2 separate regions of the Homo sapiens genome follow, and region 1 is linked to region 2. The links are chromatin loops, found by intact Hi-C in ENCODE. Cell type or tissue: dorsolateral prefrontal cortex. All regions are shown on one strand. Links, peaks and the distances in the headings refer to the core of each region. The heading gives the core; the rest is flanking DNA.

Region 1 (11,188 bases), core at 1,338-9,337, 110 kb before region 2:
AAAGGAGCTGCTGGAAGGGCCGGGGGCATTTTCCGGCCTTTCCGGATATCTTTTAAGTTGGAGATTTCAGCCTCAGAGTCTGCCCACCCCACAGAACTGTAGCTCCTGGCTGAGTGAAGACAGCCCCTCATGATCCCCCTGGGCACCACTCCATGTGGGCAAGGAGCCCCTCTCATCCCCATGGGGAAGCCCTGACTGAGGGGATCCTGGCCACTTGCAGGGCCTCGCGGACAGCATTTTCCTGCCTTCACCTCCCGGTGTGAGGGCTCAGATCCCAGCCACTCAGGAGACTCCAGACTCATTGGTGCTTCCAGAAGGTAAGGGCCATGGCCCCTGCTGGGTGGGGGCCCTAGACTAAGTGGGGGTACCATCTGGAATTGGCTTGCAGTGAGCTAATGGCCACTTCATGCTGCTAGAAGGTTGCCTGGGGTGGAGAAGGGAAGGCAAGGTGTGACAGGAGGCTGTGGCCTGGGAGTGGTGAGCAGGGGGTGAGCCCCTCAGACAGGTATCCCAGGAGGCCGTGTCCCCTCTCAAAGCATGGCCCCTTCAGAGTTCCCAGGGCAAATCCCAGTCAGGGCCAAGCATCAGGGTGGGCAACACTGGGACCGGCTGGGCTGTTCTGAGGTCCCTAAAGGGGAAGCAGCGTCAGGATTTTCCATGGTGAGGGAAGTCTCCACCACAAAGCTCCCCATCTCTGTGCCCTCCCCCTCATCTGGGGCTGGCGGAAACAGTAATTATATGTCCCAGATGTGGCATCACCACCCAGCCCCCAGCCCCTCCCTGGGCAGGACGGGCTGGGCAGGGACATGGAAACTCTGCCTTCCTTTCCCCATCCCTCCCCTGAGCTCTGGAGGAGGCAGCAGCACCCCCGGGAGAACTGGTGGCATGAAGAGGCCTCTCACTCTATGACTGGGGAAACTGAAGCCCAGAAAAACGGGATAAAGGGGAGAACTTAGGGCTTCAGTCAGGCCCCTGATGCTGCAGGTAGAAACACTTCTTGAGCAGTCAGGCCTGGAATTAGCAGGGCTGGGAGAAGACCCCGAAGAGGGTAGCTTTGCCCTCTGCCTGAGCCCAGCGGGCTGAAATCACAGGCTCTGGGAATCCAGACCCCTTCCCCCGGATGCAGCCCCTGGCCCGAATCCTGAGCCCTCACCACCCTCCTCCCATGCACCCCCAGCCTGACCATACCCAACAACTCCCGTACCACGGCCCTCACCTCCTCCTAGCCTGTGCTTGCTCACACAGTCCCTCTGCCCCTTCCCTCTGCAGTGTCTCCACATTCAGGCTCCTACGAAACCTCCTCCCTGATGCCTTCCTGGCCCTCCCACCCCTTAAGTTCAAAAGTTCCCGGGCCCGCCCTGACACCTCTTATCGCATCTGCCTCCTGCTTCATATCACAGGCAGCTGGGCACTGGCTTATCTTGACCTAGGGCTGTGGGCTTCTCTCGGGAGGGAGCCGGGCTAACCCAGCCCTGCATTGAGCACCCAGCAGTCCCTGGTCATGCTTGCAGGGAGCCGGCTGAGCAGACCAGACAGCAGAAGAATGAAAAAAGCCAGCAAATGCCAGGAATCCTGAGTCCACCAGCATCTCCTACTTCTCAGAGCCCAGCCACACCCTGCTATGTCCCTATCTCATAGACAGGAACTAGGGCCACACAGGCCAGTCTGTTGTGTGATGCCACATGGTGTTAGTGGCTGAGCTAGGACAGGGACAGGTGAGAGTGTCCACCCCAGCCTCAGAGCCTCTCACCCTTAGCCAAAATTGGTATTTGGCTCTTAGAACTAGCCGGGACCTTGCAGGCTGGACGGAGGCCCACGGTCTCTCTAGGGCATATCCTGAGCCCTGAGTCAGTCAGGAGAAAGTTGTCCCCAGCATGTCCCGAAGGGACACCCCCTGACTCACCCCAACCACTTCCTGCCACATCTTTCTCTGTTTTCCTTGGAAATCTCCATGCCAACCACTTGCCCCACCCAGGTTTTGACTGGGCTGGGGCTCAGGGCCAGAGAGGCTGCAGGAGCCTACCCCAGGTCATGAAAGAGAGTGTGTCACCTGCTGCCCAGACTGTTCCCTGCTCCTCTTGAGGCATCCAGGCCACCCCTGAGGCCCCTCCAGTTCCAGGGCCAGTGTCTGACGGGAGCCCTTAGAGGGGTACCTTCTCTATTTCTAGGCCCAGAGTTGAGGTCCTGAACCCCACCCTTCCACTGTTGGGACAGGACAGCGCCTGAGCCCCCACCATCATGCTAAGCGCCCTTATGTTCAGCACTGCCCCTGCTGGGCTGCTCTTAGCCAGCTTTCGTGGGATGGGTGATAAGCTCAAAGCAATGAAGTGAGCTGGCTGTCTGGGTGTGGCTGTGAGGTCACAAGACCTGAGTTCCCTCTCGAGGGTCAGGGTCCGCAGCTCCAAAGAAGCTCAACAAGTTAGCAGTGGACACGTCTTGAACCCAGGTGTCTGCCTCTCAGCCCAGGGCCGGACCCCACACTAGGCTGCTCCTCTTTCTCTCCCATTTGCAACACGCCCAGCCCAAGTATTGGGGTGACTATAAAAAATGAAGGCCAGGGAGGGAATGGGGCACGGGAGGCTGGTGTGGCCTCTGTTCCAGATGGCACAGAAGGGGCCCACCCTCCCGCCTCTGCCTCGGATGCGCATACTAGAGGGTGAAGCCTTCGCCAGCAGGTGCAGAGGCTCCGCCCTGTGAGATGGGAGGGAAGAGACGGGGCCAGAAAGCCTGGAAATCACATCCACTCCCCTACAGGGACGCTCCCCCAGCCCATCATACCCAGCCAAGCTTCAGTGTGAGCTTGACCCTACCCAGCAGAACTCCCTGAGGCCACAAGCTCTGCACCCACTGGCAACTGAGGCCTGGGGGGGCAGAGCTTGATGTGGCCTGCCTGAGCTCTGTCCCGTACATCCCCCGCGGCCACGTCTAAACTGGCTAAAGTCTAAACTCCAGCCCACGGAGCTAATCTTCAATCTTGGGCCTAGCAGAGGTTGGCTGCAGAGGAGGTTGGGTGAGGTGTCACCGTGACACAGAAGTGCTAAGCCCCCCATGGCCAGGCTGAGCCAGCTGCCCTCTGCACCAGACCTTCACCTAGCCTCTCCTGGGCTGCCAGCCGCAGGATCTGAACTTTGGCTGGGAAGCGAGAGGACAGCTGCTGTAATCACTATCTGCCATCTCTGAGGCGCCCTCAGAGATGGCCCACACCGTCCCCACACCCACATGCCCTGCCCACAGCCCCGCCAGCCTCATCTCTCTAGACGAGTCCTCCTCTCTGCTCCTTGGCTTCTCTCCCTCCCTGTAAGGGCACCCCCAGGCCTGCTCACCTGTCCCTTGGGCCCTCAGAGACATCCTCCAAGCCTTCCCCAGTCTCTCAGGCCAAATCCTCCCCTGCTGTGGCCCAAGCCCGGCCTGAGTTTGCACTTGTCTGAGGAGCTGGGAAAGGCCGTGTCTGGGACAGCAGGCAGCTGCCACCAGGGCCAATTTGCCATGCTAAGCAGCCCAGGAGACATTCTTTTCCACAGCTGCCACCCAGTCACCAGCATCTGCTTGTCATTAGTGACCCCAGTCCAGACCCCATTCAAGCCAGGAGCCATGGGCACGTGTTGCAAACTCACCCCCACACACCCTTACACAGCAGCACAAACATGCACACAGTTGACACAAGCACAGAGACTCATGCTGGCAAACACATGCACACATACACACCTTCACACACACACACGCACACGCACATGCACACACACGCCACACCTCTCAGTGCCTAGAGACCATGGAGCCCAGCGCTTGCCCCCCAGCCCATACTGTAATCCAGGAAAACTGCCTTCAAACAGCCCCAGAGAGTGTTTTCACTCCCTTATCTTTGTCTAATCTCAGGGGCAAAAGAGTGGAAGAGGGCCTTTCTCTTGATTCCTAGAGGTGGTTTATTTGGAAACTAGTGTGAATATGGGGGGCTCCCTGAGGGAGTCCTGCTCACACACTTGCAGAGCCAGCTGCAGACAGGCTGGGCATTTGGTTCAGGGTGGCTGGGGACAGCGGGCAAAGTTTCCCCAGGGTGCAGGGCTGCAGGAGGAGGGAGCTGGCGGCACAGGCAGGACTGAGAAGGGCCAAAAAGCTACAGCCAAGGGGCGAGGAACTGCTGGCCAAGCTTATTCCCCATAATAGATGCCCTGCAGGGGACATTGGCAAGACCATTATTCTCTGGATCTCAGCTTCCCACAGTGCCTGGCAGAAAACAGGCTTTGGGAGGCATGCATAGCTGAGTTCCAGCCCCAGCTCTTCCCCCCAGCTCTCTACGTGACCTCCAGCAACCTCTTGTCCTCTCCGTTCCTCAGTGTCCCCATCTGCACAATGGGCAGAGGATGGAACCAGTGCCTTTCAGCATCATTCTAGAACCCCCCCAAGCCCAGGGACACCCCACTCACGTCATTGCGGCCAAGCGAGTTCCCAGTCAGGGAGGAGGTGATGCCTGAGAGGATGGCGGTGGCGACGATGGCCCCCACGCACTGGGCGATGATGTACATGAGGGCACGGAAGATGCTGATCTGGCAGCTGAGCAGCAGCCCCAGTGTGACAGCCGGGTTGAGGTGGGCGCCGCTGATGTGGCCCACACTCTGCGCCAGCGTGGCGATGCTCAGCCCGAAGGCCAGCGACACCTTCACGTTGTCCTGGACCGCCGTCTGGTTGTTCCCCACCGGGTATTTGAAGCCCAGGGCAGAACCGATGCTGATGAAGACAAAGAGGGTCGTGGCCAGGAACTCGGCCACCACTGCCCTCCAGAAGAGCTTCTTCTTGAACTCGCTGGCCATGCTGGCAGGGGGCTTGGCCTGAGACCGCTGCCGGGTGCTCAATTCCCTCTGAGAGCTGAGCCACAGCCTGGGCTGGGCCTATTTATAGGGCCGGGGGGCGGGGGGAGCACAAAGGGAGGAAGGCCTCTCTTCGCTCCTGGCCCGCCCCACACCACACAGACCTCCTCTGGATGGATGCAGACACGGCTGTGCTGTCGGCCTGCCAACTTTTTCCTTCCTCCTCTCCCCCTCCCTCTCTCTCTCTCTCCCTCCGCCCTCAGCCCTGCCCAGCCCAAGGAGGCAGGCAGGAGGCAGCCGTTGCTCTAATAGGCTTTGGGAAATTCTTCCAAGCTGGCCCCACTCAGGGAACCAGAGAAATCCAGGTGTCTCGGCCCTGTGTGCAAAGCTCAGGGAGTTCCTGAGGGCAGAGCCAGGTGCTCCGGAGTGGGTGGGGTGGGCGGGCTGGACTCAGTGGGTGGACGTTGCCCTCCCTGGAGGCAGGTACCATGATCCTGCTGGCCTGACATCCCCATCCCGACCCAGAGAGGCACTGGCCTGGAGTCCCCGGGCCCAGGGCTCCAGAGGGGCAGTCAAGTCCTCCCGCACCGCCACTGCATGCCATGTTAGGGATGTCCCAGAGTCCCCAGTCCCCCAGAGCCAGGGCTCTGTGGATGGGGGCACGGAGGCATCAGAAGTTGCAGAGAGGTTGTCTGTGGCTGCCCTGCATGCTGCGGTTGAGGGCAGGCCCGAGCTAGGCAGAGCTGTTAGAAAGCCCCCGCCCTGGGAGCTCCCAAACTTCTCGACAGCGATTTGAACCAATGATTTGAGGGCAGGCTGGTGAAGATAGGGACAGTTTAGGACTTTCCTCTCAAGGCAGTCACACTGGCGGGTCACTGGGAAGGTGGAAGGAATGGCAGCCCCACCTGGCATTGGAAGGTGCTGGAGAGGAGGGAGGGAGGGAGCAGGAGAGAAAGGCAGAGACAGACAGATGCTGGCTGAGGGGAGGAGAAGAGACAGACAAGGAGAAAGGAAAGACAGTAGCAGGGAAATAGAGCAAAAGTGGAAGTGAAAGAGACAGATCCCCCAGCCAGAGACAGTGAGACAAGCAGGGCTGAGAGAGACAGAGAGAGCGCAAAGGGCTAGGAAAAGACAAACTGAAACAGGGGAGATAGGACTGGACCCAGAGCCAAGAAGCAGAAAGGGAGAGATAAATGAGGAGAGGCAGAGAGCGGGAGGGACCAGACGAGCCCCTGCAGAGGGAGGGGCCGAGGCCCTGCTGCAGATCCCCGTGGGCCGCCTGTGCCCCGGGCATCTCCAATCCAGAGGCCTAGCGCCAGCCAACAAACAAGAATCTGGACTCCAGGGCCAGCAAGCTGTCAGGAACCCCTGGGCCTGGCCCTCTTGCCTGCTGCATGGAACGTGCTGGAAGAACCAGGCCCAGAAGGGAGGGTCCCCCTGCGTCCCCTAGGGAAGGCCTGGGATGATCTGGGCTCTCCTCCCACCTCCTGCCTGCCCCACCACAGTCCCACTCGGGCGTGTTGGCATCTTCCCATTTATAGGTGGGAAACTGAGGCCCGGTGAGAGGACTTTTCTAAGTGTGCCTGGGGCAGGGCAAGGATGAGTGGGTCTTATGCCTCTTGTCCAGGGGCTATCCTGCAGAGAATGACACCAGCTGTTACTGGCCACCCCTCTGCCCAGCTGTGGCCTGGCTCTTGGGGTGAATTGCCAGGGACCAGCCTGGTGTGTGTTTGCTGGGGCTGCAGGTGGGGAAGATTCATTCCCCTAAGTGCCTGTACAGGACGGTGGTGGCCAGCAGGCCCTGCCTGCTCAGACAGCCCAGGTGGCCGAAGGTCATAAGTACTTTCTTAGCTGTCCAGGAGAGGAAACTGGCCCCACTGGGCTACTTCCTGGGCCCTCCTCTACATCCTTTCCTCTGAGGAGCCCTGGCTCAGCATTCCAGTCTCTGGGAGGCTCCCTCATGCCCCTGGCCCCTGGCCCCTGGCCCCATGCCCTGGCAGGGACACTGACCCACATGAGGAGCTCTCTGGTCAGTTTCAGGGGCGTCCAACCAGAGCTCTCTCTGCAGGGCTAGGATCCCCTCACCTTGAAGTTTTGGAGGGCAAACTGTTTCTCCTGCAGACCTGGCTCCTGAGGGCAGGGGTGGCACCCCTTAGACCAGGGTCCTCTGGAACATGGCCATTTCCCTTCAGGCCACAGGCTCCTGGGCATCTCCCGTAGACCATGTCTACTGAGGGACATACACACCTCCTCCTCCCCTCACCTGTCCCTGCCCTGCTATGTTCTGAGGCTGTCGGGTGCTGGGACCCAGCCAAGAAGACTTGAGGAAAGAAGCAGGGGCAGAGCAGGCACCAGGCCGCAAGGAGCCACTGAACTCAGGCCAGTGTGGCCATGCAGAGTGGCAGAGACAGGAAAACGGGCCTGCATGGACCCAGGCATGTCCCGTGTGTCCATGATGGTGTCCGTGGCTGGGTCAGCATCTGTGCAGCCGAGGACCCATGATTTTCCAGGGGGCCCATGTGGGTGAGAGTCATCTGGAACTTACTAATTTATCCAACATATAGTTGGATAAATGTTTAGTGTGTGTCACATGCCAGACATTGCTCTGTGTACAGGGGAGACAGCCACGAGCCAGACAGACCAGCTCCTGTTCACATGCAGTTTCCATCTTGGTGTGAGGGCCCGCAGGTTAGGTGAGGACACGGTGGCTGATGATCGAGGTATTGCAGAGTGTGTGTGTGTGTGTGTGTGTGTGTGTGTGTGTGTGTGTGTGTGCACTCAGCAGAAGCCCTTGTTCTGCATTGGGGCAGGAGGCCAGGGGGACCAGGGGGAAGTGGTCAGGCAAAGCACTTTTGTCCAGGCAAGTAGGTGCCCACCAATCTCAGGAGGCTATGCGGGTCCTCAGGGTGTCACTCCACCACCCCTTGCATCTCCCAACCTCTCCCCCTTGTGAGTGTGGCCTCTGCCTTTAATACCACCATTATGGTGCCATTCTTTTGGAGGAAGGCATGGCTGTCGCCAGGAGGCGCCACCAGAATGCAGGCACGGCCAGGAATGCCAATACAGAGCTCACGTGCCCACCACCTCCGAGGGGCCCTGTGGCTGTTACCCGGCCATGTGGCTAAAAAGGGGAAAGGCTTGCCGCTGGAGCCCCAGGCCCAGGGACGTCTCCAACCCCTCCGCCTCCTTTTCCCTGATCTGCCACAAATCCAGGCCAACCAGAGAAGGAAGAAAGGAAGAAAGGACACAGTGTCCAGCTGGGGCCTGTTTCCTGCAACCCCGAAAGGCTCAGATTGTAAGTGACTTGCCAAGGAAAGGCAGAGCTGGCACTAAAACTCAGGATGCCCCCATCCCAGAGCCCAAATGCAGTTCTCTGCACACCTGTCAGGAAGGGCCCCCAATGACCTGGTTACCAGACAGAAATCCCAGTACAAAATCTGGGGGCTGCAGGCCCAGAGAGGTGCCAGGATGGGTTGGGGGTGGGGAGGGAGGGAGGGGACAGCCTCCAACAACCCTGTATAATTAGGGTGGTGGGGTGGGAATGGAAGCACCGGGCTAAGAGTGGGCAACAGAGGAGCTGAGGGCAGCCAGAGCCACCCCTGTGGTCCCAGTGAGCCCTAGGAGGCTGGGCTCCAGGGCAGGTACTGTGTGCAGCCCAGCTCTCTTCCAGGACTTCCTGACTTAGCAGGTGCTGTTCCCTCGCCCTCTGCTGGCTCCTGGGTCCTCCCATGGACTCGGGCCCGAGCCAAGCTAGTAAGGGGGCAGCCCCCACCCCCACTTCTGAACCCTGGGCGGGGCTTGAGGCCACTGAAGCTGGGCACTGCCTGGCCCTGCTGACAGCAATGGTCTCGGCAAAGGCTTTTCCAGATGTGCCTCATTCCTGACGTGCCTGGGTGACCCACGTTCCAGCCAGAGCTGGCTGTTCCCAGGACTGTCTGGGCCCCGTCTCCCGGTGGGAGAGCCTTGGGCTTCATCCGGAGGAGAGTGGACGGAGCCTCGGATGTTGGCTGAGGGTCCAGACCTTGGGTGTGGCTGAGGCTATCACTGGCCAGAAGCTTCTGCTAAGTGCAGGGCAGAGGGGCTGAGGCGGGATGGACCATTCCTCTGGGGCCAGCAGGGATTTCCCACCCACAAGCCTGGCTAGGGGAAACAGTGACTTCATTCCCTCCAGGAGGGCCACCAGGAAGATGGAGTTTGGGGTAGGAGGGGACTCAGACAGCAGACTGGTCCTGACCATCTAGTCACCATCAGCTCGCCCACAGCTTGGATGAATTTTCCAGAATCATTCAGGCTTTCCTGAATTGGGGCAGAGAACCCTGATGGAGGGTGGGAAGAAAGGACCCAGTCCCTGAGGCTGCTAAGAAAGGAGGTGGTGAAAATCAGAAAATGCTCCTCCCAGTGAATCCATCCCAACTGACCAGTGGCTCCTGGCTCTGCTTAAAGATCCTGCACAGGGCATCCACTGCCATCCCTCTCCTGACTCTGACCTGCCAGCCCTGGCTCTCAGGTCACCCGCACAGGCCTGCACCCACAGGAGGCCATGGGCCAGACTTGGTACCAGTCTAGAGTGGTCCTTTGCACGAGGCAAGGCCAGCCCTCTCCAAGCCCGGGGGAGCAGAGGAAGGGCCCAGGCCCAGAGCACACAGACCCAGAAAAGAGACAGGATGGCCCCAGGGCCTCTCAAGTTCCTCTGCCTGGAGCTCTCCAGTGGCTGTCCTTTTGAGGTCCTCACCATACCTTCCTGCTCTAGACAGAGGCCCCGGCTCCATACCCCAGGCTGGCCGTGCCTGGGTGCTGGCACCCACACTCTTCCTTCTGCCACAGTGCCATCGCCCTCCTCCCCAGCTGCAGCAGCCCCTCCTGACCCCTCCTTCACAAGAGAACTCTCGGCGAAGGCCAAGGCCATGCTCATCCCAGGCCCACCGTCCCCGAAGCAGGGCCTTGGCCTCTGTGTCTCTGCCCACCATGCCCCGCTGCAGAGCTGAGCACAGGGCTGGGCATGTGGGGGCTGATCCTAGTGGCATCTGCTGACTATCTCAATCCCCCAAGAGAAGAGATAGGCACCCACCTCTCAAAGCCTGTGAATTCCTCCCTGTCTGACAGATAATTCCTGAACATTTAGGTGTCACACGATCTCTCTTAAATCAAAAGCGGATTTAGCAGGCCACCAGTGATTCACCAGAGCTGGAACAATTTAGTAATTTTCTAGGCTACTGCCTCCCATGCACTTCTCTCCCTGCCCCCACCCCCTCCTCACCCCTGCCGCTGCCTGCCCTGAGCACTGGCCAGGCTTACTGTCCTAGGGGTGCAGGGATAATGCTGCACTCATTTCTTTCTGGAAAGCATGGTTTTCTGATGTTTTACCATCAACTCTCCAGCAATGGTCCCTGCTTCATGCCATAGAGGATGAGCCACAGAGACAGGATGGGAAAAAGTTGCCATCAGCCAGGCTGGGGTCCGTGAGGGCTTGAGGTGCTGCATTCAGGGATGGGGGCAGAGATTTGAGAGTCAAACTGAACTCTCAGAATGAGGGTGCCCTGAGGAGGCTGGGCCCTACTTCCACCCCAACTCTGTGGGAAGGAAGTCCAGGAAGGGGTGAATTCACATTTTCCCCAGCCCTGCCCTGAGGGTGAGGAATCCCTGCTGGCCCGAAAGGGCAGGCATTCCTCACTTGCAGAAAAAGCTGGGGGTGGCATCTGTGCCAGGCTGCCAGCCCACACCCTTAGGGAGGGCAGAGCAAACAAGGGCCTCTGCCTGGAGTGGCCTCGGCGCTGTGGGGCCCTGGAAGGAAGCGTCATGTGTGTAAGTGGCTTTGGAGCACATCCTTACGCCGAGCTCCTCCTCTCTCCTAGGCCCCAGCAGCCTCCCATCCTGCTCCTCCCGACCTGGGCTCCCTCAGAAGTCTCCCACATTGGCTTGTTAGATTACAAAGCACCAGGATTGGGAGAGGGGGTCAGATAGCACCGGATCTGACGCCCTCCTCTGGTGCATGGGAAACTGAGGCTCAGAGGGTTTTCTGGTGGGGCAGGGTGGAGCTAGGCTGGAACCCCGGGTCTCCAGTCCTGCCTGGCCTGTTCTGCTTGCCACACCCAGCCTCTTCCTCCTCCCTTCTCTGCTTAACAAGAGGCCACCTCCTCCTCAGGCTGCAGCAAGGACTCAGAAAAGTGCCCTCCCTGACCAGGAACCAAGAGGCCTGGGCAGCAAAAGGAATCCACAGGAGACCCTGCCTTTTACTCTCCCAGCCCCCCAGGACCTGACGTTTTTGCATCTCCAACCAGGGCCTCAGCCAAGATAGAGGCCTGTCAACCCCCCCATTGACACCACAGTCCCTGAAGAGTCAGCAGCCACTGCCTCATGGCTCTGGGCCATCTGCTGGCCTTTTGCGG
Region 2 (11,188 bases), core at 1,366-9,365:
AGCCTGCTATATGCCTGACCCCAGGGGAAAGACATGCCCAAGGGCACAGGAGCCCTGGCCATGGCTCTCACAACTAACCTGAACATTTCTCTTTTGACCATCACAATCTTCCATAATCTGACTCCAACCTCACTTTCCATCCTTCTCACAAAATCCCCATCTATTCAGGAATATATCCATCTGTTTTTTTTTTTAAATGGGTGTTTTGGCTAACCAAATAGCTAGAGTGGGGGGAAGCTAATATTTATTAAAATAACCATTGTGGGCCAAATATTTGATATATTTTATTTTACTTATTCCTTATGACAATCCTAAAAAAGTTAAAAGAGGCTAAAAAGTTTTTGCCTTTGCCCTGTTAGTATATGGCAGAGCTAGGATTTGCACCCAAATCTGTTCAATTCTAAAGCGGGGCCCTTTCAACCTCACCATGCCAAGTTACTAAATATGTGAAAGATGGCGAGCCAAGTTTCAAAGTCTCAGAATACAATACAATGCAATGTTTCCCAAATAGCAGATCTCAATAACTGAACAAAGCTTTGCTTAATTGGAATAAATTTCAAGTAACTCAACAACTCTGCTGAGTAGAATTGACTCTTTCATTAGAGATTTAAAAGGCACTTCAGGAACTTGTAATGCCCTGGGCCCATCATTACAGACATCAATTATCGTTACTGAGCGTAACAGAAAATGACTCTGGTATTGTCAGCACTGTCCCCTTCCGGGCCCCACCCAAGCCCGTGCACCCTGCCTCTGTGAATGGTGAATTTCTTGTCTCTGCTGCTGGTGCAAACATGGCTCACAAACATGCACAAATCTCTCTTGTCCTGAATAAACGGCCCTATTCCTTAACCTTCTTCTTTCTTGAGCTGCCACCCTGTCCCTGTGTACCCTTCATCTCTAAACTTCTTTCACAAAGGCTCTCCACACATGTCCTCATCTCCTCCCATTCCTCAATACACGACAGTTGACTTTCTGCCCCGGAGCACTTTGCTCAAGGTGCTCTCTCCAAAGCCACCTGGGAACCGCCATCACCAGGCCCAGTGACCTCCCAACCTCTCCTAAGGGTCCGAAAATGCAACCTCCTGCCTCCAGGAGACTGGCTCTTCCCTCGCCTTGGGTGGGGCTCTGCTCTGACCACTCCGTTTTCTTGCCCTGCCCCACACCAAGCACGTGGTCTCCACTGCAAGATACTGACCTTGGCAATGTCCACCCTCCAAGGAATTCAGCTTTCAGCCCATGCCAGCTCCTCCCAACATTCCCTGGGATCTGCGTTTCTGCCCCACTCTTGACTGTGGAAACAAAAGCTCCACTGGACATATCCAGAAACAACTCATCTTCTTCCTGACTCAAGCAGCACCTCCCCTTCAGGTGCCCCTACTCCTGCTAACTGCCTGCCCAACCTCCCCTTCCTCCAGGCCCACAGTCCTCCTTGACTGCCTCGTCCTCTGGATTCTCCTCCTCAGCTCCCTGGCTCCTTACCCCTCTGGCACATCCAGGCCAGAGCCCACTTGCCTTCCCGGCAGGGGCCCTGCTGCCAGTCACCTTTCTCAGACCTGCTGCACCCCTAGACTCACCTTGCGGCACATCTTCCTGGTTAAAAAACAACAGAACCCAAAACACAAGAGAACTTTCTATCCCTCTCTATTGCCTAGAGAAGAAGGTCTGGCTCTTGGGGCACCTGTCGGGCCTGCAGTCTACCCTCTTCCCACCACTCACACATCCCCTGGGCTCCAGCTACACCAACTTGCCCACCTCTTTGCTCACAGCATCCCCTCGGCTTGGGATTCTTCCACTCTCTGAACTGCCAGACCTGCCCTCTATGTCCTTGCTAATGCCAGCTCTCAACAGTCCTCTTCCCCCAGGTCAGGGCCAAGGATAATGATTAAGACTAAGGCCCCAAAAGCCAGAAAACCTGCATGAACTCAGACTGCTTGGTCATTTTGTGCCTCAGTTTCCCCACTTGTAAATATGTAAAGTTGCTGTCAGGATTAAATGAAGTAATACATCCAAAGCTCCTATAAGAGGGCCAGTCAGATAGTGAGGACTCAACAGATATCGACAGCATAATTATCCCTGAAACTATCCAGACTCTATCTCTGTGGAACTCTGCCAGATCCCTTATCACACTCATCTTTTTCTTAATCCTGTAGTACATATTTGTCGGGATGTCTCAGCCTCTTGGGAGCAGGAACCTCATCTTCAGCATTTCTCTCCCCAACACCATTCGAACAAGCAAGAGGCACTCTATAAATGCTTTGTTGAATAAAATTAAATACCATGTATTTAGATTGAGATCAAAAACTGTTTACTTTATTGGGAAAAGGCCCCACTTCTGAGGGACCTATGACCACAAAACTGGCCTCAACAGGAAATGAAAGAAATCCCATGGCTTTACTAACTTCTTGTGGAATGAGTAGAGAAAACAAAGTAGAATTTTCTGGAATGAGGCACACACATGGAATCTAGCCATACAGGAAGCTGCCCTGGCAGATCATCTTTGTGATTTGAGGAACTCTGCCCAATATGCCCCTAACATAACTCAGCATCAGGGGCCATCTTTCCAAAATGGAGACACCACCTCTGACAGTCACAGCAGAATTCCATCCCTCAGCCACCATTTGAGAAAACCAGCCCAAGAGTCATGAGGGAAGGCATACACCCAGTACTCCAGCAGGACTGAATGGGATTTGGCAAGGGAAAGACTTTGGCTCTCTCTATGTCAGGCCCCAAGGCATCCAGCCTATCACAGGGTAGGAACAAGGACGCCCATCTTTTCCCTAAATAAATGCCATGATCCTTAGGTGGAGCTATGAGCTTAGGTTTTCTCCATGACCCACCATAAGTGTACATTATCCAAAAATGTCTGCAAATGCAGCAAAACCCAATGCAGGCCGTAGAAAAACACGCTGGGGAAGAACAAGAGAGCTGCTTCAGTCTTTAGGAATGAGACCCCAGGGATACCAGCAAACTTTCCCCCCTACCCCAAAAACAAAACCTCAGGCTTAGAGCAAGGCACAGAAGAGTGATGAATATGTTCCAGGCACAGTAATAAGGCCTGAAGAATAAGACTGCCCCCTGCCACACAAAACTGGGTTATTCAAACCCACTCAGCCTTCAAGGCTCAGCTTAGCCCTGCTTCATCCAGAAAACCCCCTCCCTCTCCTCTAAGCTCCTACGGCATCTCAATTAGCACCATCCATCTGACCCTGAAACAGATCTGCCTGCTATTTTTAGTTGACTTTTTCTGTGTGCTAAGTCACTAATTCTGCTCTTCTATGAACTTCTTAAGTTAAGGAAAGACCTCATACTTCATTCTCCCCTTCCAAATTCCAAGCAAAGTCAAGAATCCATCTCAATTCTTATTTATTGGAATAATTCTGAGCAAAACTCAAAAAGGTAGGGACACAGACAAGTCACCCCTATACTCAGGCAGCTGACAGTCCAGCAGGAGGAACAAAGTAGCCTGTCAACTCTCTCCAGCGTGACATGTGCCATGAGAGGTCTGAGAAACAGATCATGTCCAAGTATAGGTACAGTGAAGAGATCAGGAAAGGCTTCTTGAAGAAGGCAACATTCCAGACGACTTAAAGATGGGGCATCACAGTTGGGACAGTGAGTTGGCTGGTTTGATTGGGTGGGTTGGTTAGTTGGTTGGATGGAATGGATGTTTGGATAGTTTGTTGGTTGACTAGATGGTTGGTTGGCCGGGTTGGTTAGGTTGGTTGGTTGGGTGGGTTGGTTGGTTGGGTGGGTGAGATGATTGGATGGGTGGAATGGTTTGTTGGATGAATGGATGGTTGGATGGTTGGTTGGGTTGGTTGGTTGGTTTGGTTGGTCGGTTGGGATGGTTGGTTGGTTGGGTGGTCAGATGGCTGGTTAGTTGTTTAGTTGGCTAGATATATGGTTGGGTGATCAGGCAGTCATGTAACTAGTTTTGTATGAACAAAAAAATTACTGAGTAAATTAATGAATGCCAACAGGCAAACTAAAGTTCAAATTGTTTCAATTATATGAAAGACTTACCACTTTTAAGTTTCACGATACTATCACAGACAGATTAGCATAACTTTCCCTTCCATTCTCCTTGCTAAGTGCACTCTCTCATTTGCTTGGCACTTATTATTGCCAGGTACAGAGACATGGCTGAGTAAAGACAGAGAAATAAGGCCCCATTCCAGGCCTCAAAAAGTTCATGAATATAAATATGAGTTATCAAATCATTGTTCTATACTGAGGGTTGTCCAAGATACTGAAGGAACAAAAGAAAGCAGCCAAACTCTGCTAACCAGGATAGGATTAGGGTGAGATAATCAAGAAGCCTAAGGTGCAAAATTTTAAGAGACCTTCCCTCTCAGGTTAATGCAGGTGTCCAGCCTGCAGCTGAACAACTGTGAGAGTGAGTAGCTCCTTACATTTTGCATCCTAGATGCTTCACCTCACTCAGCCTTGTTCTGGTCCTACTAACCTCTATGTGGGCCTTTATATGGGATTCTGGTAGCCAGGAACTGCTGGAACATAGCTAACAGAGCAGCACAAAAGCATCTTGGAGTGAGAAAAAAAGGAATACAGGAAAGATTCTCCATAATACCACTCCTGCTCTCTCACACTCATCTCCCAAATATTATCTCAGAGCCCAACAACTTCCTTCCATCTAACAGCTGCTACTTCTCCTGCATGGAACATCTTCCCAGCCTGTATCCCAGGACTCAGAACCTAGGATGGAGCTGGCAAGGGCCCAGGTGTGGTCCAAGGGAGATCTCAGAGCTGCCATGCTGATGTCCACAGATGGACAATACAAGATCACTCATCTTCCCTTCCAGGGGGATGTGTGGCCACTCTCTCACTTCTTTAGCCGCACTTTCTGGATCTCAAAGGAAATCTGAGTCAAGGGAAATCTCTTTCCTCTGCAGACGCATCAGATCAGAGACTTGGAAACCATGGAACTGAAGGTACCTTGGGGTTATAATAACCACACAAGGTTTAGGGGTCATCAACCCCATTTTTGGAGGGCTCAGAGTGGCCTGTAACATGCACTGGAGCTGTTTCTCATGTTTAATCTCCTGTGCCTACTTTCAGGAGGCCAGCAATCAGAAGGAGAAATGGCATTCCACTGTGGACTGGGGGCACATGTATAGGGTAAAATGTGATCAACAGGCTGAGAAGTGGGGAGAAGTGGCTGAGCATCGGGCATCAATGGCAGGTGTGGAGGACAGCTGTATCCACCACAGAAGAGAGGTCCCCAGAACAGGTTAAGAAGGTGAGGCTGAACCAGTGCAAGAGCCCAAGCAGGCCACTATCCACACAGGATGACCGGCATGCTGGAAAGGAAATAGGTATTGTGTGTCTCAAGAGTCAGATTTTGAACCTTAATAGTCTGATGTGAAGTCCAAATAATGCATAAAGACAAATTAAAATGAAAATTCTCCCCATTACTCATCCCATGAGGTGCAGATGTTTTCAGAGCTGGGATGCTCAGAAGCAGGGAACAGTCAATGAACCGCAAATGCCACATCCTCTGTAAGCCTCCTCCAAGTCCCGGCTGGCACAATTCATTCCCCCTCAGGACACAGAGAGGCATCTGTGCGCCCGTGGCTTTCACTCCAGATCTGGGGGCCTCCAGAGGCTCTAGAGGACCTGGGAGAGTTTGGGATGCACTTGTCTCTCTCCCCCTGGACTGCTTAAGAAAGGTCTGGTAGGGCCTGGTGAATGTCCCCTGAATTAAATTATGCAACAAGGGCAACGAGACTAAATCGCTGGGGTTGGGAGGATTGATGAAGATCTGCTGCCATCTACTGTCCATTCTTCTGCAAAACCTGAAAAACTGCCAGGCATCCCCAGTGTCAGAGGAGTGTTTCAATGCAAAGGCAGAAACACTGAGGCTTTGGGCCCTTGGCTGTATCAAGGCTGCAGAGACCCACAGCAGAACAAGGCAGGTTAATCTTCCCCTGGATCTGTGAATTAAAAGTACAGCCATTCCTTCTCCAATGTTACTGGTTTACCAGGAAGTCTTTTGCATTAAACACTGCCTCTCCAAGCCCAGGGCCCTCCTGCCCCCTCAATAGCGTCCCTTAACTGCTCCCTGAACTTCCACTCCTTTGTGAGGGCCACAATTTAGCACCCAATTACACAGGGCATCCCAGTGCACCCTGGGCTTCTGGAGGCAGGGAACCATATCATGCACTGGCATCCCCAGTGCCTACCTGGGCTATGACACCTCTGAACTCACTAAGACAAAAGGACGTGACCCAGCCACAAAGCCAGTAATGGGTAATATGATGCTCTTGCAGAGGGCTGCACATGTCATGATGGGAAAGGCTGTCTGAGCCTGGAAACAGTTTCGTTTCAGTCTCACCTTCTGGAGTCTGTATCCTAACCTGTAAAAGATCCCTGCTTGGCCCATCTCACCAGGGCATCCAATGCATCTAAGGTGATATCCAGGGACAGGCTTTGCAGTTTATCTTTACTGTAATACCTAGGGGTTGGGTGAATGCAGAAGGAGCCATGAGAACTGACATGGAGGCCACAGGTGTCCCACCCAGCTGCCTCAGACAGGTAAATACTTCCCAGCTGCTGTCAATGTCAGCTGCTAAGGGCTCACAGCTGCATCCTTTTCTGGAGAATCGTCCTTTGCCAAACTCATCTAGGAGGTTGCACACTGCCCGCCCCACTCCAGGATGGGCAGCCCACAGCCAATGACTAAGAGGGGCACAAAAAGCTCACTCCCTTGCCTTAAACATGGGACTAACTCTGAGTCAATTCATGCTCCACATCTCCCCAGGGGATCAGCCTGAGCCCTTAGCCCTCACACCTTTGCTGAGCTCCTTCCCCTGCCCAGTTCCACTTTCCTCACCCCACTTCCTCCTGAGAGCATGCCCCCAACAAATTACATGTACCGGAATCTGACTCAGGCTTGGCCCCTAGGGCATTGCTTCCCAAAGCTTGACACGCATGACATCACCTAAAAAGCTTGTTAAAACCCAGATTCCTGGGCTCCACCCCCAAACTTCTGACTCAGTGGGTCAGACAAGCTGTTTCTAAAAAGTTCCCAGATGATGCAGATGCTGCCAGTCCAGAGATCACAGTTTAAGAACCATTGTTCTTAGGAACCTAACCTGAGAAACCATTCAACAAGTAATAGGCAAAGGGGTTAGGGATGGTGGAATTTAACCTTGCCCTAGTCAGCCTGCCTTCAGCTCAAAATGCTGCAGCCAGGAACAGCCTGGAACAGGCCTCCAGTGACAGATGCTCATACTCAGGGCTGGGAGTGATTCCAGGTTGCTGTGTCCTAAATCCATTTACTATATACCCACAGGTGCTCAGAGGAGCCTATAGTCTAGGAAGGACTCCAAAGTCACAGGACCCTGGTTTACAGGCTCATTATTTACATAAGATGAGCCTTAGAGAGGTCAACTGAATCAAAGTAATTCAGAGATTACAAAAGAAGTCAGAAGTCTGGTCTAGGCATGTGTAGAGGGTAGAATTGGGGAGCCATTACAGAGCAGCCCATCCTACCCCTTCATTTACAGACAGGAGCACAGAGGCCCAGAGAGGCCTGGAGGTCTGCTCAGCAGACTGCAACCTGCAAGCACAAGACAAAGAAGTGCATGACATAAAGGCAAGATGGGGACTTGCTTTTACTGTCCTTAGACAGTAGCTGTGAGCAACCCTACTAACTTGGGCTCTAGTAATAGTCCTGGTGTGGAAGCCTCTTAAACAGCTTCAATAAAACCCCAGTGCCAGAGGAGAAATGTCACAGCACAAAAGTAACAGGACAGCTCACTGCTCACATGTGTGGACTGCAAGCACATGGACCCTGAACTAAGGCCACAGGAAGGCCAGTTCACAAAGAAACACCACTGGCCTGATAGAAAGTAAGATGCAGGGCTGGGCGCAGTGGCTCACGCCTGTAATCCCAGCACTTTGAGAGGCCGAGGCGGGCGGATCACAAGGTCAAGAGATTGAGACCATCCTGGCTGACATGGTGAAACCCCGTCTCTACTAAAAATGCAAAAAAAATTAGCCAGGCGTGGTGGCGGGCGACTGCAGTCCCAGCTACTCGGGAGGCTGAGGCAGGAGAATGGCGTGAACCCGGGAGGCGGAGCTTGCAGTGAGCCAAGATCACGCCACTGCACTCCAGCCTGGGCGACACAGCGAGACTCTGTCTCAAAAAAAAAAGAAGAAAGTAACATGCAGACCAGAGGTATAAATTATGGCCCAATGACCATGACCTAAACCTGCTTCTCCCACAGTCTTCATTTCAGGGAACGGCAACCCCCCTCTTACAGTTGTTCAGCAAAATCTTTGCAGTTATCCTTGCCTCCTTTCTTTCTCTAACACAGCACATCCAATCCATACACGAATCCCAATGAGATATGTGGTTTCGGTCAATATCAGACCACATATATCACAGTGGTTCCATAAGATTATAGTATCATATTGTTACTGTACCTTTCCTAAATTTAGATGTGTTTAGATAAACAAATACTTCCCATTGTGTTACAATGGCCTATAGCATTCAATACGGCAACATGCTGTCCAGGTGTGTATACTAGGAGCAACAGGCTAAGCCATTTAGCCTAGGTGTGTAGTAGGCTGCACCATCCAGGTCAGTGTAAGTACACTCTATGATGTTTCCACTTCAGCAGTCTCGAGGAGAGAGACAGGTGCACCCCAAACTCTCCCAGGTCCTTCAGTGCCTCCAGGGGCCCACAGATGTGGATGCGCTTCTGAAAATGCACTTCTCAGAACATAGCCCTGCTGATGTATGTCTGTATGTATGTATACACCCATATTCTAGCCCATGTCTCACCACCTTCACTGCCATTTCCCTGATGCAAGCCACCACCAGCTCTCTTCTACTACTGCAGTTGCCTAACTGGTCTCCCTGCCTCCACACTTGCCTTCCTCCTTCCACACTTGAATCTATTCAACACAGCAGCCAGAGGGACCCTATTAAAACACAAGTGAGATCACAGCATGTCTCTGCTCGACCTCCAAAGGCTCCCATATCTCCTAGATGCGGGAGTATCCAAAGTAAAAGCCAATGCATTCAGCAGCTTCCAGGCCCCACATGACCAAGCCCTTGCTTCCTTTCTTGCTTTTTTTCCTCTCTCCCTCATGTAGTCCAGCCTCAATCAGTAACATGCTCCCACTGCAGGGCCTGTGCACAACTGCTGTCGGCATTTGCGTCCAGAGATCAAAGTGCAAGTTCCCTGTCTCCTTTCTGGCCTCCTCTCAAGTGTAACCCTCTCTGGTAGGTTTTCCTGGCTACCTCTTTATAAAATAGCAGCTCTGTCCCCAGGGCTCCCTGTCACTCTTCCATGATTTATTTTTCCCCTTAGCACTTGTAATCCTCAGATATGTTATATATTTCCTTGTTTTGGTGTTATTGTGGGCTGCCTCGTCTCACTGGAAGTGGAAGATCCAAGAGGGCAGGGACTCAATCTGCTTTGTTCACAGCTGACTGGCTGGTGGGTCTGGCACACAGTAGGCCATCGCAGGTGGTGTGCTGGTAAATGTTAACAACTGGCTCTCCAGGGATGGGGACCTTGATTTGCTGCATTTGCCAATCTCCATGGTATAAATATTCTAAACATGACCAATTCCAAGCTACCAATGTGATGTCACTGAATGCAAAGTTAAGAAGGGGCACTAAAAATCAGCATTCGAAGCCAGTACAAGCCATCTTTAACATACTGCTGGTCCTTGCTAAATAGTTGTTGAATAAATTAACTGAATAAATGAGTATGTCTGTGAATTGACAGGGTCTTTTTTTTTTTTTTGAGGGTATGACTCCAGGAATTCAGAGTCTGAAATCAAGTCTACCCAAAACCAAAGGATCTGTAACATGAAGAGCAAGACATCATATGTTGGTTAGTGACATCTGTGATGGAGGCTTTAAGTGAATACAGGAGGAGCATGCCTATTTAAAAAGAAAGCTTTAAACATTAACTACAAGGGAAAACAGAGTTTATGAAAATAACTTTGCTACACCTGCAAAAGCTCAAGTGAGTCATTTCCTTTCTGTTCTCTGGGGCTCTATTTTCCCCGCCTGCCAAATAAAGGGTTTGGATTCTAAGGATCTTTCCAGCACTGACAGTCTATGAAGTTAAGAATGTAAACAAGTCCTAAAGATGCATGTATTCCACCCTGCTTTTTAAAATGCTTAATTTAAAATCTTTTTTAAAAGTCTAAATTAGACTTCAATTGCATGGACTATATCATACTTCAAGGCTGTATTCTGGGAAGATACTCACTTTCTCCAGGACAAAATCCATTTCATGAAATTAATGATGACCCTAAGCTCCATGGACTCACCACAGCAGGCCCCAAAGCTAGACATCCTCCCCTCACCTAAGCCTGCTGCTTCTGGGGATGGCATGGCTGTGGGTTTCCTGTTGCCTTTTCCACACAAGGTCCAGATAAAAAAGAGACAGATGTGACAGTGAGACAGGGGGAAATGTGAAAAACACAAAAAAATCTTTTGAGAGTGGTCAGAAGGGAGATTGAGAGAGTAGATGAATATTTTAAAAACCATAGTGAGACAAAAAAAAAAAAAGTACAGTGCTCCAACAAACAGCTGCCCTCTGTGGCAGGCATAAAAATGACCCCCTCCCTCAACTATGTCCACATCCTAATCCCAGACCCCCTGAATGTGTTCGGTTACATGGCAAGGGGGGATTAAGGTTGCAGATGAAATCAAGGTTGCTAATCAGCTGACCTTGAGATATGCTGAGTGTTCTGGATCAACCAGGTGGGTCCAAGGTAATCACAAAGGTCCTCAAAAGCAGAAGAGGGAGCAGGAAGGGGAAAAGCAGAAAGAAGGCAGCCTGAGCAGGATTCAGCCAACGTCACTGGCTTCAAAGGTGAAGGAAGGGAGCCAAGGAATTCAGGTGGCCTCTTAAACCTGGAAAAGGCAAAGAAACAGATTCTCCCCTAGAGGCTCCAGAAGGAATGCAGCCTGCTGACACCTGGATTGCAGACCAGTGAGACATCCTTCAGACCTCTGACCTCCAGAACCATCAATCTGTGTTTGTCCTCAAGCCACTAAGCTTATGGTAATGCTACACCAGCAACAGGAAACACATGCACCCCTCTATTTGCCTATACTGTCAGGTCATCTGGTCCCTGACCCTGATGGCCTGTGTGACCCTGGAGAGGTCTGTGCCCCTCTCTGGGCCTCAGAACC

The links. A loop is a pair of places that touch in the nucleus more often than their neighbours do. Peaks named below come from ENCODE experiments on the same cell type or tissue, not always from the same donor. Only the 100,000 strongest peaks of a DNase experiment are listed, where the experiment ranks them.
Region 1: a loop joins it to region 2, with 2.3 times the contacts of the local background. A loop is called at or near these places in 30 of 110 quality-filtered maps.

What each region holds. Positions count from the first base shown.
Region 1 is chr7:30,905,527-30,916,714 of GRCh38, reverse strand. AQP1 (aquaporin 1 (Colton blood group)) reads right to left here and starts at 4,862. Exons shown (of 4, transcript NM_198098.4): 1 at 4,422-4,862. The coding sequence starts at 4,805. RefSeq lists enhancers at 7,374-7,873, 8,998-9,497. In dorsolateral prefrontal cortex, for the core only: a CTCF peak has its summit at 7,838 (motif pointing right); a DNase peak (open chromatin) is centred at 4,949; H3K4me3 peaks cover 1,698 bases; H3K27me3 peaks cover 307 bases.
Region 2 is chr7:30,795,492-30,806,679 of GRCh38, reverse strand. The region is part of intron 5 of MINDY4 (MINDY lysine 48 deubiquitinase 4); the gene reads right to left. All of the region lies in intron 7 of INMT-MINDY4 (INMT-MINDY4 readthrough (NMD candidate)), which reads right to left. Among named protein-coding and RNA genes, the nearest start is that of MINDY4, 30 kb to the right of the region's middle. RefSeq lists enhancers at 5,765-5,894, 6,761-6,880. In dorsolateral prefrontal cortex, for the core only: CTCF peaks have their summits at 5,577 and 5,782 (motif pointing left); a DNase peak (open chromatin) is centred at 5,819; H3K4me3 peaks cover 488 bases; H3K27ac peaks cover 537 bases.